Regions from separate parts of the Homo sapiens genome. Here region 1 is linked to region 2. A link is a loop called in an ENCODE intact Hi-C map of the cell type or tissue named here. Cell type or tissue: ascending aorta. All regions are shown on one strand.

Region 1 (8,000 bases), 310 kb after region 2:
ACATCCTCTGCCAGGTGCAGTGGCTCAAGCCTGTAATCCCAGCACTTTGGGAGGCCCATGAGGGTGGATCACCTGAGCTCAGGAATTCGAGACTGACCTGGGCAACATGGCAAAACCCCATCTCTACAAAAAATTTAAAAAGTAGCCTGGTGTGGTGGCAGCTACTTAGGAGGCTGAGGTGGGAGGATTGCTTGAGCCCTGAAGGCAGAGGTTGCAGTGAGCTGAGATTGTGCTACTGCACTCCAGCCTGGGTGACAAAGTGAGACCCCGTCTCAATACATACATAAATTTAAAAAAGTGCATCCTTGCTTGCCTCTTTCCCCCTCCCTGGTCTGTTTTCCTCATGAGCTTTTCCTGAAGAGCATATGCCCAGTAAATCACACACACCTCAACCTCTGTCTGGGGCTCTCCTAGGGAATCTGACCTCATACTAGTACCAAGTGTCACTGGCATCATTTTATAGATTCCAGACATTGATAACATGTGATGACAATACACTGATAAGATATCTAACTGCTCTCTTCACTTTATAAAATCATGCTTGGGACCTCAGAGATCATTTAGTCATCTTAGAGGTGAGGACATGTATTATATATATGTAGATATATACTTTATATTATTTATATATTTATTCTCCTGCTTTTTCCACTTAATATCATAACATGACGATTTCTCTTTACTTCTTTTTTTGTGGCTCCATTTGGTAAGCTTTGTAAAAAGAACTTGTATTTGGGGCCGGGTGTGGTGGCTCACACCTGTAATCCCAGCCCTTTGGGAGGCTGAGGTGGGCAGATCACCTGAGGTCATGAGTTCAAGACCAGCTTGGCCAACATGGTGAAACCCCGTCTCTACCAAAAATACAAAAAAATTAGCCGGACATCATGGTGGGCACTTGTAATCCCAGCTACTCGGGAGAATGAGGCAGGAGAATCGCTTGAACCCGGGGGGCAGAGGTTGCAGTGAGCTGAGATGGTGCCACTGCACTCCAGCCTGGGTGACAGAGCGAGACTCCATCACAAAACAAAACAAAACAAAACAAAAACAAAAACAAAAAACTTTTAAGTTCAGGGGTACATGTGCAGATTTGTTATATAGGTAAACCTGTGTCTTGGGAGTTTGTTGTACAGATTATTTCATCACACAGGTGTTAAGCCTAGTACCCATTAGTTATTTTTCCTGATCCTTTCCCTTCTCCTACCCTCTACCCTCTGGAAGGCTCCAGTGTCCACTGTTCCTCCTCTATGTGTCCATGTGTTCTCAACATTTAGCTCCCACTTATAAGTGAGAACGTGTGGTATTTGGTTTTCTCTTCCTGTGTTAGTTTGCTAAGGATAACGAGCTCAAGCTCCATTCATGTTCCTGCAAAGGACATGATCTTGTTTTTTTATAGCTGTATAGTATTCCATGGTGTATATGTAGCACATTTTCCTGACACAGTCCACTATTGATGGGCATTTAGGCTGATTCCATGTCTTTGCTGTGAATAGTGCTGCAATGAACATATGTGTGCATGTCTTTATGATAGAACGATTTCTATTCCTTTGGATTTCCCTTTACTTCTGTCTTTATAAAGATACTTGTGAAAAGATGCATAATATTCTAATCTATGAAGGTAGCTTTTTTAAACCTAATATACTCAAATGGAATAGTTATTTGTATTTTTATTATTATAAATTATAAAAGGGAATGTCTTTATGTAAATATTTGTTTCTGTGTTTCAGGGGTTTTTTCCCTTAGGAAAAATCTTCTAGAAATAGTTACTGGGCCACAGGGTATGATATGTATTGCAAATTTTTCAAAAAATTTTTACCAACTTAACATTCCCAACCACAATGCTGTCTGGCAATTTGAACCCTCTTGCCAATATCAAGTGTTATTTTTATAAAAACAAACCCCAAACTCTGACTTAAAGTGAAAAGAACTCACTGCTCCATTAATTTATCTTTATTTACAGTAAAGTTGATTTTTTCATATATTTATTAGCCATTTATTTTTCCTGTTTGGGGGCGTTTTCCCCCTTGTGTAGGGCTTTACTAATGAATTTGTACAGTTTTTGACAGCCACTCTGAAAAAATATTATACTAGTTGTGGACTTTGTTACTAAGCCCTTGATTTAGAGATATTTATGCTATAATTTCTCCAGAGCAACATTTTTTACCTGTTCTGTGGCAAAGTGTATGGGGAAAGATTTGAGTCTGGAGAAATTCCATTAGTAATTAACACTCAACCAAATTTACCTCCCTCGCTACAGGCAAGACGGAATGTCTTTAAGAGAGGATTTCTAAACATAAAATGTAATGTGATAATTAAACAAAATATTTAAAGTGGAATGGAGGCAGAAATGAAAACAACCAGAAAACACTTACATATTTATGAAAAAACACAAAGTGGGCAGATGACATTGTTCAAAATGCTAGGGTTAGGGCAATGTAACCCATGTGCCTCGAAGATACTAACAAATTCAGACATCCCTAATGTTAGGTTTGTCTTAGGATTTCAACTTGTGGTTTTAAAAATGTTTCTCATTTGGTTGTTTTCTTATTTCAGAAATAAAGTTGACACTAAGAAAAATCCAATTGGATAGATAATCAACACTGCAAGTCAAGCAAGTGTTTTAGCCTCCTTCTCAGTGCAGTGTTATCATTTATCTGTTTTCATGATTAAAAAAATTAAGTGCTGACAGTTTTTCAAGAGACAAGATTAAATTCTGTACTGAAATTCTTCAAGCTTGAGCTCTAGCCAGAGGTGAACTTTATTTTGGAAAATCTGAGAAAATAAGCTCCATTAATTCTGAGGTGTGGAAAGAAAGATCTTGAAATACCCCTCACTTCTCCAGACACATTATTTAACCTAGCACATTCCTTACAGCAGCTGTTCCAAATCTTTTCCACTTTCCCCAAACCCTCCTAAGCCGTATGGAGAAGGCAGATGCTGGGTGACCTTCCTTGTCCAAGCTCCTCCCATCTCCAAATGCCCCCATGTCTACTCCCACTGAATCATAAATTCTTTTAGGACAGCCCACTGTCTTTCCTTTACACTCCCCTTCTCCTAGTCCAAAACGGAGTGCCCTGTTCATAAGAATGGTTCACTAAGAGTTTAAAAAGGAATGATTGGGGCAAAATCAACTTAAACAACATGGATCCTAGATTTTGCTGGTAGTCAGACCCTGACTAGAGTCAGTTTCCTTGGAATAATGAACTAAGGCAGGAACACAGCAGAGTGCCCCATACAGGCCTAAGTTAGAACCTGGTCCTACCACTCATTAACTGGGTGATCCGGGACAAATTAACCTCTCAACCCCACTCCCCCTCATTCTTCAGATACTTCATCTCAAAAAATGAGGAACATAGAAATTCCTGGCTCTTAGAGCTCTTAGGAGGATTAAATCAGAGAATGGAGTTGGTGCAGAATGTACCAGTTAATAAGCGCTCAAAATAGCTGTAATACATGTTGTCATATATCTTCAATATATCAAACCTCTGAATAATTTGCCAGGTTTGCAAACTGTTTTCCTAATCTCTTTCTGCCTTATGCAGGCAAACCTCAGTTTAAAAAAAGGAAAGAGGGTGTTGAAGGAGAGCTGATGGGAATTGTTTCTCAGCTCCTTCACCCTGATTTTAGAACTTTGATCTACCTCTGAAGCCAGGAAAACCTGCACCTCCCCCACTCCAGGATGGAGGACAGAACACATGACCTCTGCTTTACTTCGCCATCGGCTCTATGTACCGCGACTCCCTCTCCGATTCTAGTAGTCCCTAGCTCAGTGCCTGGCGTAGGGTGGCGCGCAACAGTCTGCACAGTTGAGTTGCTTAAATCCCCACGTCCCTTCTCACGAATGGACTCTGGGCAGAGTTGCTTACTTCTGTACCTGCCTGCTTGCATCTTAGAGATCATTTTTGTTCTGCAGACTCTAAAGCTCTTCCTCTGATTCCTATCAGAGCATAACTCAATCACAAAGATTTCAGGGCGGACTATTCCATATGCATTGATTATTTGTCGGTTCACTTAGTAAACATTTATTCAATGCCTACTGTGCTTTTTAAAAAAAGAAGAGCACATGTTTAGCTATAGAAGAACTTGTTTGCTTTTTTCCCCCTCAGATCCTTTAAACTCCGGTGAGGTTACCTTTCTCTTTTTGAGGCTTTAAAATAATGTCTGACTATAGTGACATCTACTGGTAAAACTGAGCTCTAAGCCAAGGGAATCATAAGCACCTAGCCTGTTATTTTGACAGTTCTTTTTTCCCTAAGTGTGGTCCAGGCGGATGTCCAAATCAACATTCTTTGATAATAAGAACTACTAAACCACTTCATTAAAGTCACTTTCCTGCTAATGATTTCTGAATCTTAAAAGCTGTTCTGTTTAAAATACTACCGCTATCCTTGCTGAAAAATCACAGACCAAGATGCCAGGCAGCCTTTTGAAAGGACCATACTTAAGAAAGTGCACAGAACCTTAGAAAGATATTGCATTAAAGTAACTCATATTGAATTGAATGGCTGCAAGCCCTGGCTAACACAGCATTGCTATGAACTGATGGATTCCAGGACATTTCAGTTCACGAATGAATTATTATTTAAAAGTTAATTTGTATGCCATGTGGCAGATACGATAACAAAGAGATGAGGTCACCGGATTCTTCTATTAAAGAAGTCATTGGTCAGGTTTAGGATTTTATTTTACACATAATGAAGTATTCAGTTGTTAAATTCTCAAGGTATCCATCAACAGGACATTTAACACAACATAAATACTGTGCATTTGCTGAAAAGAAAAGCAGGAAGGAATAAGAAATAATGCTTTTATAATATTAGTAAATTATATTTTCTAAAATGGAAAAATAAAGCTTTTTTAAGAATAGATTTTTAATTACCTTGAATTCTGGGAGAGAAACAACTATATAATTCTCCAGTAATTTGTTGCTAGCTTGCAAAATGTTAACTACGTCTGCTGGTGCCAATGAGTTTTATCAATCAAGATGCGTTTGGCTAGATGTCCTCATGGCAGCAAGAGGCTGAAGCAGCTCTAGCACCACCTCCTTACACAAACAGAAAACACTCTTCAGAAGCCTCATTGTGAGAACAAGCAACTCTTTCCCAGAGGTGTTGCCTGCAGACTGCCTCTCACGTATCATTGGTCAGAACTGGTTACTTTGCCCCTTTCTAAGCCAATCACTGGCAAGAGGATTGGAATGTTTGGTTTAGAGACTAATTGAAATTCACCCCTACCTTAGCCCCTCCTCTGGGTTTGGGTTGGGTGCACTTTCATCAGCGCGTGGCACGAGAACTTAAAACTGGGGAGATTCAAGCAAGGAAAAAGGGAGGAGGTTGAATTTGGGTAAGGAAACAATGGTGTCTACTACAATCAAGAGGTGAATGTGTGGGGAGGATAATGAGGCAGATGTGGGTCTCTAGAAATCTGCGTCGGATGGGAAGAACGAGGGTGCCAACCCAAGAGAAATGCTGGAGCGAGAGAAATGTTTGTTTGATTTTGTTTGGTGTGAATATAGAAGAGATCTGAACATATCTATAAGCAGAAGAGGGGTCAGTAGAAATGAAGAGTTTGAGAACTCAGAAAAACAAGTTCCCGGAGCAGATGAGAAAGAATGGAATCTCCAGTCAGGTACCAGACTTTGGGATTTGGAAGACCAAATTTCAAAAAAATGGCTGAGTCCATCAGAAAATTGCCAACTTTTAATTTCTTTGATCAGGGGCTTTAAAAAAAAAGTTAACAATTCTTAATTAAAGTTACTTTCGATTACAATTAATTGAAGGTAATCACAATTAATTTCCATTTATTTATCAGTTTCTGGATTTTAAACATTTTTCTTGTTAACTTTCTCCAGTTTTTTTTTTTTGGCTATCAATTACGTTATTGTGAAAATCTGAATAAGGTTGGCATAATAGATGATAGCACTGTATTGATGTTAATGTTCTGATTTTGCACATTTTACTATGCTTATTGAGAGAATGTCCTTTTAAAGGAAATATACACTGCAGGACTGTAGAAGTGCGATGGTCAATTTTATGTGTCAATGTGGCTAGGCTAACGGCACCCAGTGGTTTGGTCAAACACCAAAATAGATGTTGCTGGAAAGGTATTTTTTAGATGTGATTAACATTTAACTCAGTAGACTTTGAGTAAAGCAGATGGCCCTCCGTAATGTGAGTGGGCTTCATCCAATCAATTGAAGACTTTAAGAACAAAGACTGAGGTTTCCGAAAGAAGGAATTCTCCTCAAAGTTGCAACATAGAAACCCTGCTTGAATTTCCAGCCTGCTGCTCTATGGAATTCAGACTCAAGATTGCAATATTGACTTTTACCTTAATTTTCCAGCCTGCTAGGCTGCCCTATGGATTTCCGACCTGCCAACACACACAATCCCATAAGCCAATTTCATAAAATATATGTCTACTTTCCTTCTTCTCCTCCTCCCTGTACGTTCTTCTTTCTCTTTCATCCATTCATATATATATATTTTATATATATATATTTTATATATATTTTATATATATACATGTTATATATATATTTTATATATATACTTTATATATATATTTTATATATATACTTTATATATATATTTTATATATATACTTTATATATATATTTTATATATATATATATATATATATATATATATATATATATATATATGGAGAACTGTGACCCCCGACTATACAGGGGTAAATGGCTTCATGTTTTCAACTTACTCTCAAATATTAACTCTAGGGGAATCTGGGTAATGGGAATTCTTTGTACAATTCTTGCAGTGTTTCTGTAATTCTGTAATTCTGAAATTATGTCAAATTAATTATGTCAAATTAAAATTATGTCAAATTATGTCAAAATAAAAAGTTAACAGCAACATTTATTTGAAAGCCAGTTTGGAACATAGCTTTTCTCTTATATATAAGCATATAAACTTGGCTACATTCCTGAGGTAGCTGACAAAGTCCAATTTAACACATAATGTAGCTGAAATACTGTGCCCTCCCACAGGGATTAAATAGGAAGAAAGCAAGACCGTTTTAACGGTGATTCAACCAGAAGGGAAAACACTGAGATTGAGTAACAAATTTTAATTCATCTTTACTTGGGTGGAAAAACGATTGCACAGTTTAATATTCAACTGCCAATGTGGAAAATGGGGGAAAAAAACAACAGCTGGTGGGTTGAGGAAAGAATGGTTGATAAAGAAGAAACAAGTGCTTGGGTGTACCTAGAGAGGAAGGGAGGAGAGTTTTAAGGGAGGTTTTGTTTGATTTGGTTTGATCTGAAGAAATTTGAGCATATTTATACACAGAGGATGGAGCTAGGGTTGAGTGAATAGTTGAAATAATATCAGAGAGAAACAAATGGGATCTTAAGCAAGCAGTGTTTTTTAAAATTTTATATACCATCAATTTGTTTTAATAGTAAAACTGGAGGACCAATATAAAGTTGTTGACTTTTATATTTGCCAAGTGAAGACTTTAAACACACACACACACAGCCACCCAAACAATGACTATCCACTATTACCATAATTTCATAAAGGGTAAACACTAATACATAAAGGCAAAATGTAAACACTTACTAGATTTAGCATGGTGTTCTTATTTCACTGAGGACTGTTTTATGGACTCTGGCTTTTTAAGTTAGTCTTGGCTGAGCATCTATAAGCACCTGTGTCTATCCTGGTAACCTGTGTGAAGCCTGCTGAAGAGGGATGTTCTCAAACACACACTTTGGATGGTGGTACATCCTCATCTCCTCCATTGTGGCTTTGGTTCTTCCGAGGGCTTGCTTCCCCTTACCTCCATAGGTGATCCAGGTAAGCCCTGACCTTGGCTCTAGGTTCCGGTTCCTCCTCCTCCAAGGGCAACCTTACAAGTGGAACTGTGGCACTCACCTCCACTGGCTTTACTGAAATTGCATGTTTATCTTCGAAGTTTTTGAATACTTTTTATCACCAATTCTGCCCTTTGTTAATGTTCAAACCCACTTATCTCTTTCT
Region 2 (8,000 bases):
AAAAAAAATCTCTATTATGTTGGTAATAGTTAATTGCTTGGAACCTAAACACTTTCAAACCTAAAAGTGCACATATAAGCTCTGCCTCCATAATCATTGCATCATAAGAGTATCTGGCCACTTATCTCCTGTGTACAGAATAGCTGTCAACAAAAGACCTATTATACGTGGTACTTTCGCCTATCTATCTGTAAAGATCAGTTTAGTTTTAAGCCAAATATAGGAGCATGAAACTAGGCAGCAGTGGGTCTGGGGTGTGAGACAAAATGCACTGGGATCAATGTTGAGGTCTGTCCTGGTTTGAGATTATTCCTCATTTAGGGAAATCACCAGGTTCTATGGTCTTCTTGGATTTTGGATTTAAACTCAGTTGAATCTTAAAGTCCCATTCACTCTAGGCCTCCATAGGTCACTCTGAGGCCGTTCCTGTAATAAGAGAATCTAGAACATGGTATGTGGCAGCCAGCCTCCAAGACGGCCTCCCATGGTCCACATCTCCTGATTTTGTGGCTTTGTGCAGTCCCCACCCACAAGGAATCCATGCTGTCCTATGTGATCAGTACAATATGGCAAGAGTGACTATGTATGATTCCCAAGGCTATCATATAAAAGGCATTGCAGCCTCTGCCTCCCTCTCTTGGATCACCCACTTCAGAAGGAGCCAGTCACCGTGCTGTGATGGCAGTCATGTTGTGGGGTCAGGAAGCAAGGTCCCTGGCCAACAGCCAGCACCAACTTGCCAGACACAGAATGATAAGCATCATTAAAATAAAATGACTTTATCAAAATATGATAATTCTTTTCTTAAAAGAAATGTAATACATATTTTCTTTTTTCTGTTTTTTTTTGTTTGTTTGTTTTGTTTTTTGATACAGAGTTTCCCTCTTATTGCCCAGGCTGGAGCGCAATGGCATGATCTCGGCTCACTGCAACCTCCACCTCCTGGTTCAAGCGATTCTCCTGCCTCAGCCTCCTGAGTAGCTGGGATTACAGGCGCCTGCCACCATGCCCAGCTAATTTTTGTATTTTTAGTAGAGATGGGGTTTTACCATGTTGGCCAGGCTGGTCTCAAACTCCTGACCTCAGGTGATCTACCCACCTTGGCCTCCCAAAGTGCTGGGATTACAGGCATGAGCCACCGTGCCCGGCCTACACGTTTTCTTTATAGAAAATTGATCACAAAGAGAATCTAAATCATCTGGATATAACCTCCTGTTCTCCAAGGCTTTGTTTTTTTTTCTCCCCACTTTTTCCTTCTTTTGAGCCATGCCTGATGCATTTGTATGACTATTTTAAATGTCAAGGACATGATCATTTGGGTTTATTCTAAGTTAAGAAAGTTGAAAACGACAAAAAAAAAATTAGAACTCTGGGAGTTTTCATCTCCTCCCCTAACCCAGAATCCCTACCTAGGGACCTGGAGAATCAAAGAAAAATCTCAGTAATGTTATGAACTAACATTCCTTTATAGTGAGAACCCTCATGAGGATGGTGAATCTCAGGAAGCAATAACAATATCAATAGCTTCTCTTTATGAGGCCTTACTATACGCCACGCACATGTGTCAAATACTATATTATTTCACTGAATTCTACCTAAAGATGTAGGTGCTTTTTAGTATTATCCCCATTTTGCAGACAAAGTAACTGAGGCTCAATGAAGTCAAGTAGCTTGCCTGGATCACACAGGTATTCCTTGGGGGAATCAGGATTTGATTCCTGGATAAGGATTTGATTCCTAATTTGATTCTAACTTAAGAACTCATGCTCTTCTTCCTCACATACCATGCTGCCTCCCACAGGAGTAAGAACAGTTACTTTATGCCAGGTAGCTGAGGCTAAAAGGGGATAAAGCAGGCAACCTGATGAACAGAATGGTGATTTTGTTATTAGCTTGATGGAAAAAGCATAAGAACAGGATATCATAGTGGTCAAGCTCATGGGCTCCGAAACCAAGGTTGCCTGTATTCCCAGCAATGCCAGGTGACCTTGGGTGAATGACTTAATTTCTCTTAGCCTTAGCTTCCTCTTTTGTATAATGTGGGAATAAGAATAGTATCTACCTGATAAACCTGTTTTGAGAATTAAAACATACAATATAGGGAATGTGCATAGCTCATACTTGACATATAGTGTTTGTTAATAATGAGAGCTTACATTATTGGAGGCCTATTGTCAATGCTAGCCACTGTTATTACTAAGGGCAGTTGGTGGTCTATAGCATATAGCCCTGGAACACTACATAAGGCAGGCCTGAAAAGAGACAGATAACAGTGGGGTTTACAGGACAGGAAGGGGAATAGTCAGTGGTGGGGTTGATCGGGTTATGCAACCAAGTAATTTCACTTGGCTTGGCAAAGAACACAGGATCACAGCAGACCCAGTGAAGTAGGATTGTGACTGGCCCACAGGGGCTGAATTCTGCAGCATCTTTGAGGGACAGGGCCTTTGGTGCTGAAAGAAGATAATACATTTCCCAAGTTAATCATTTCCAGTTACCTGGCTTGGGTAAAGGTGAGTCCCTGGACAATTAATTCAGTGCCATTCAGGTGATGAGAAGCGATTGTGCCAAGATAACCATATTCCCCACTGACTATACCTGAGGCCAGCCAAGAACTCCATGACAGCGTTGTAGTTGCCCATGTTCCAGCAGCATTTGGCCACATGCACCAAATATGAAAAGACTTCTCGCTTCTCCTCCATGGAGCCTGCCGTGAGGATCAGCCATGTCACCCAGGAGCTCACCTGGAAAACACACAGAGACATTCACGGGAATTATGTCCTAGAAGCTTGGCAATTTTTTTTTCCAAAAGCATTCTTTGTTTTTCTAAAAATATCAATTTGGTATTAGGAAATGAAAGACCTGTAGGTCCTGGCTGGGCGTGGTGGTTCACGCCTGTAATCCCAGCACTTTGGGAGGCTGAGGTGGGCGAATCACCTGAGGTCAGGAGTTTGAGACCAGCCTGGCCAGCGTGGTGAAAGCCCGTTTCTACTAAAAATACAAAAATTAGCTGGGCATGGTGGCAGGCGCCTATAATTCCAACTACTTGGGAAGCTGAGGCAGGAGAATCGCTTGAACCCTGCCTCAGCTTCAAGGTTGAAGGTTGCAGCGAGCAGCGAGAGGCAGAGGTTGCAGCGAGCCGAGATTGTACCACTGCACTGCAGCCTGGGTGACAGAGCAAGGCTCTGTCTCAAAAAAAAAAAAAAAAAAAAAAAAAAGACCTATAGGTCCTTAATCTCTTATAACTCTCTCTTTATTTTCTTTAAAACAAGAAGGCTGAAAAAGGCAATTCATAAAATCCTTTGATTGAAAAAATTTCTTTTGACTATAAGAAAATAAGGCCTAAGGATAATTTTGATTGAAAGATATTTGACTGATGGACATTAAAATGAAATGTACTTAACCCATCAGTTAAAGACATTTACTAAGTATTAAAATACATAATATCAAAGGAAAAATAAAAACATTTTTAAACAATCTTTTACAAATGCTTTATCTATTATGCCCCTCAAATGACAAAATATTATGAACAAATATTTATAGAGCACTTATTATGTGCCAGGAGCCATTCTAAGCACTTTACCTATATTACCTCATTTATCTCTCACAACAATTCTAAGAGTCAGGGACTGTTACTGTCCTCAGGGATGTGTGTAAGGTCTTCAACCACGTTGAAGGTAGCAAAGCCTAGGTTTGAACTTAGGGTGTCTTCTCCAGAGGTTGCATTATCAACCACTCACAAAATGCCTGATGTGTTTACACAAACTCTAATGTTCTTCAGTTCTGGGCTTAAAGTTATTCTAATGTGATTCGTTTTTCCTGCTACACAGACTGGAGGACAATATTTAAAAATAATCCATGTCTACACCCTCCCCTTATGATATGCAGCCTCTAAATCATCTGCTTCTGCTCTATGATTATTTTGCTGCCACCTTTACTTTGGTGCTTAGATGCTGGTGTCCACCTAAGTTACCTTCTCTATCCTGACTAGCATCTGGGTTGATAAGCTTGGTTGTCAACAGACCAAAGTCTTGGTCTTGACCTCACATGGCCCTACAAGCTCCGCTTGGTTCAGCATCAGTGCTGAAGCCTGGACAGCAACACTTTTCTCTGGACTAAGTTAGAGAGGCCGGAACACAGAGTTTATGGTGACCCATGACAACTGCAGGAAATAAGAGCTCAAGGTCAATGGCATACTGCCTGTAAGTGGATAAAATGATAAGAATTAATGGCATTGAGTGCTGGCAGCAACCACAGAGGGCAGTGCAACCCCATTTTTCCAGATCGAGAATCTATGGCTCATGGGAGAAGTGACTTTTCAAGGTCACAATTCTTGTTGATGTCAAAAGTAGGACTCCCAGCCCAGTGCTCTTTCATCTGGTGAAAGTTGACAGTTTCTTTCTTTCTTTCTTCCTTTTTTAGACAGAATCTTGCTTCGTTGCCCAGGCTGGAGTGCAATGGTATGATCTTGGCTCACTGCAACCTCGAGTAACTGGGATTACAAGGCCTGCCACCTCGCCCGGCTAATTTTTGTATTTTTAGTAGAGATGGGTTTCACCATGTTGGCCAGGCTGGTCTTGAACTCCTGACCTCAAGTGATCCACCCACCTCGGCCTCCCAAAGTGCTGGGATTACGGGCGTGAGCCACCGCACCCAGCCGAAAGGTGAGTTTTTTCAGACTTGGCTCTGGGTAGGTCCTCCTAAGCACTCAGTTTTGAGCTGCATATGTGAAGGCAGAGCAGGAATAAAAGGAGAAAATACTGAGAAGAGTCCAAAATATGACTAAAGAGATGAAAAAAACAAAATGAATGGTTGCTCACACCTCTTTCCTATCCCTACATAGAAACAAACAGGAAAATCAGAGCAACAGGGAGTTTTAGTGATAAAACAGGTCTATTCTCTGGTATGAGCCAGAGGCACTGGAGTAATTAATAATCTTCCTCTTCCCTTCTGAAACAGACTGAAGCAAAACGTGCTGGGCTACCTGCCACCCTCAAGCTCAGTCCTGAGCCTAGTGGGCTCCCAGCATGTGCCTCTGCCCTCCATCTGTACTGGACTTCACTGGGCCCTCAGGTGGCATCAGGAGAACAGGTCTGGAATCAGACCCTTGGGACAAACCCTGGTCCACATCATCCCAGGAACTGTCTGGGATTCCTAGTGCTGACCCGTCTCCTGCAGCTATGAGTAACCCCTTGCTCACAGTCTCCATGCCTGTCCTCTCACTTGATTCCTTGGTTAAAAGTCACCTTTGTGAAACCCTGGCTCACTAGAGCAAGAAATTATTTTGCTAACAGAGACTGAGTCATTGGTGCATCCATCTAATTCTTCCTTTAGTCTGACTGGCTTTTGATGAGCCCTATCCTAAAATGGGAAACCATCAGCAAACACTTAGCATCATAACCCTACTGACTCTTTGAGTTGGAAATTCAAACACTTCTCACAAATAAAAATGAGATCCTGAAAAGTAAAAAAACAGTTTCTCAAAGCCACCCAACTCATTAGTTGTTGAGGCCTCTGGCTATATTGTCTCTATGGCTTTAGCTCCTTTCTAGTTGAAATTGATGGCAAATCAGGGTCTCTGGAAAGTTGTCATTCTTTCAGGCTGTTCTGATACCATGCATTGACTTACTAGTCCAGTGGCTGGAAAGGGTTAACTCACCTCCCCCTGGAGAGGTCTGCTTCACAGGGCAGGTGGAGACCACCACTTGGTTTGTGTCACAATCCTGATCACTCATCCAGATTTATTTCCTATCAGTCAAATCATTTTCCATATACTTTCCCACAATGCTAGGAAAAAAACAGCGATACCATATTTCACATGGAAACCTAATTTAAACCAACTGTTCCATTGCCGAGTGTGAGTCCCCAGGGCCCTGGTTGTTGAGATTATGTAAGCACTGTTATCATAAACACACACACAGACACACCACACACACACACACACACGCACACACACCCCAACATCTGTTTACAAGCCTCACGGACAATTCTTATTATGGTCTGATGTATTCATAATTTTATAAGCATTAAATGGTGAGAGGGCCACCGCTAGTTATAAAATAATAAATGACACAAAAAGGAAATGAAGATTCAGTGACAAATGTCAAAATGTTGACCAAAGCATAAAAGGTGGTCACATTTACTAAGTGGAAAATGGGATGTGTTGCCAATCCAGAAAGAATTTCTGTGCAATCACACAGAAAAACAAAAAAATCATATAAATATAAAGTACTATGGTTTAGGCATAGGGAGTGCTACTAGAGCAGAAAGGTGTTAATGGTAGCAGATTATTTTGCTTATTTCAATAGTAAGCACAGAATGAGGAGAGAATCTGGCCCCCAGCCCAATTCTTTAAGCACCTCTCCCAGAAGGTTCTGGGCTTACCCTGACATCATAACCCCCTGGACCATGCCCACAACTCCTCCACAACTGCCCCTCCCAAAATATCTTTTTTTCCTTCCTTTTGCTTTTCTCAGTACTCTTGGGCTTAGCCAAATAGAACAGTTTACTCCCTCTCCTCACATCAAATACCTTATTGGTGTCACACATGCTCATTTTGGAAGGAATTTTCTTGCATCATTCAAAATGACCTTTCCCTGGTCCACCATGTCTTGCTTGTGTCCTCTGCAAAGCCAAATCTTTACTTTGGCCCACCAGGCCCCTGTCCATTCTCCAATCACCTCACCTCTCCCCTATATCCCTCCTTTTAGGGAGGTAAAGTAGGCTTTTTAACATCTCAGGAATCTTGAACTGGTTGTTCCTTCTGCAGGAAGGCTTCCCCATCACCCCAGATTCAATTTTTTTTTTTTTTTTTTTGTAGAGATGGAGTATCACTATGTTGCCCAGGCTGATCTTGAACTTCTGGCCTCAAGTGATCCTCCCGCTTCCGCTTCCATAGCATTGGCATTACAGTTGATCCACCACACACGGCCTGGCATTTTATTCATTGAACCCTACTCATCCTTTAGGCAGCACTGCCCTGAGACCATGCCATCAGGATCCTGCCCTGGACCCCAGGTTTCAGAAGGCTCCACACTGGCTGTCGTCCAGCTGTGCCCTCTCCATAGAGTAAGAAGTCTATGGGGTGGAGGGGACGTGCCTGTCCATAGGCTGCACACTCACTTCTAGATAATTTATCCCTTGTAAACCCACGCTTCCCAAATTCCCTGTCCAAACAGCACCAAGCCCACTGCTGGTCTGCAAGGGCTGTTTATCTGGATCAGTCCTTCAGAGGGTAGATTGTAACCCCTAGGCCTAAAGCCAGGCCAGAGGGCAGTGGGGGTGGGGGTGATGTGTGGACAGGGTTTGAACTTGAGGCCTGAGGTATACATACTCTGGCACACAAGCCAGGATGGGAAGAGAAGGTGGGAAGGCCAACATGCTGGGGCCTCCCTTGTACTCACGCCCTGGCCCCCTAAAGGAAAGGGTGAGGCTGCCTTCAGGAGTCTGATAAAAACATCATTTTCTTGAGCAGAACTTCCTTGACTTCCCACCTGGAGTGTGTCCACACACTGCATGCTCTGTGGTGCCCCCACATCACCCTGACCCTAGCGCACATTTAGTGCTGTGATCCTCATTAAGGCAGATGCTGGATCTGCTATGCTCACGGGTAAGCAGCAGTGTCGGTGACCTGTCAGGATCTGCCCTCGGTAAGTTTAAACAAGAGTCAGCGAAGGAGTGAACATATGAATGAATGAATGAATGAATGAATGAATGAAGCTTACCTCCTCTAGGGAGGCTTTTCTCATGGTTCACCTAGCACCTTTCATTCCATTTCTTCCTACTTCTCTTTGACTTAATGTAGGACCTTGAGTTCAAAGTTTCACTTGTATTCTCACCACTGCATGGATCTGCCTCTGGTTTATTTTTGTTATATTTGTGTGCCTGACTCTTTCACATGGGCCTGTTCTGTCTCCCCCAGCAGACCCTTAGACCTCCAGGACAGAGACCATCTTTCCCACATTTCCAGCATGGAGTTGCTCAGTGTCTCTGGCAGACAG

What was found. Hi-C counts contacts between places; a loop is a spot of excess contacts. Peaks named below come from ENCODE experiments on the same cell type or tissue, not always from the same donor. Only the 100,000 strongest peaks of a DNase experiment are listed, where the experiment ranks them.
Region 1: a loop joins it to region 2, with 3 times the contacts of the local background. A loop is called at or near these places in 14 of 110 quality-filtered maps.

Annotation. Positions count from the first base shown.
Region 1 is chr10:93,912,930-93,920,929 of GRCh38, reverse strand. No RefSeq gene overlaps it. Among named protein-coding and RNA genes, the nearest start is that of SLC35G1, 23 kb to the right of the region's middle. In ascending aorta, a CTCF peak has its summit at 4,183 (motif pointing left); no DNase peak of the experiment used is centred here; H3K4me3 peaks cover 446 bases.
Region 2 is chr10:94,222,050-94,230,049 of GRCh38, reverse strand. It overlaps PLCE1 (phospholipase C epsilon 1), which reads right to left. Exons shown (of 33, transcript NM_016341.4): 5 at 2,599-2,744. Among named protein-coding and RNA genes, the nearest start is that of PLCE1-AS1, 61 kb to the left of the region's middle. In ascending aorta, a CTCF peak has its summit at 4,252; a DNase peak (open chromatin) is centred at 5,153; H3K27ac peaks cover 1,673 bases.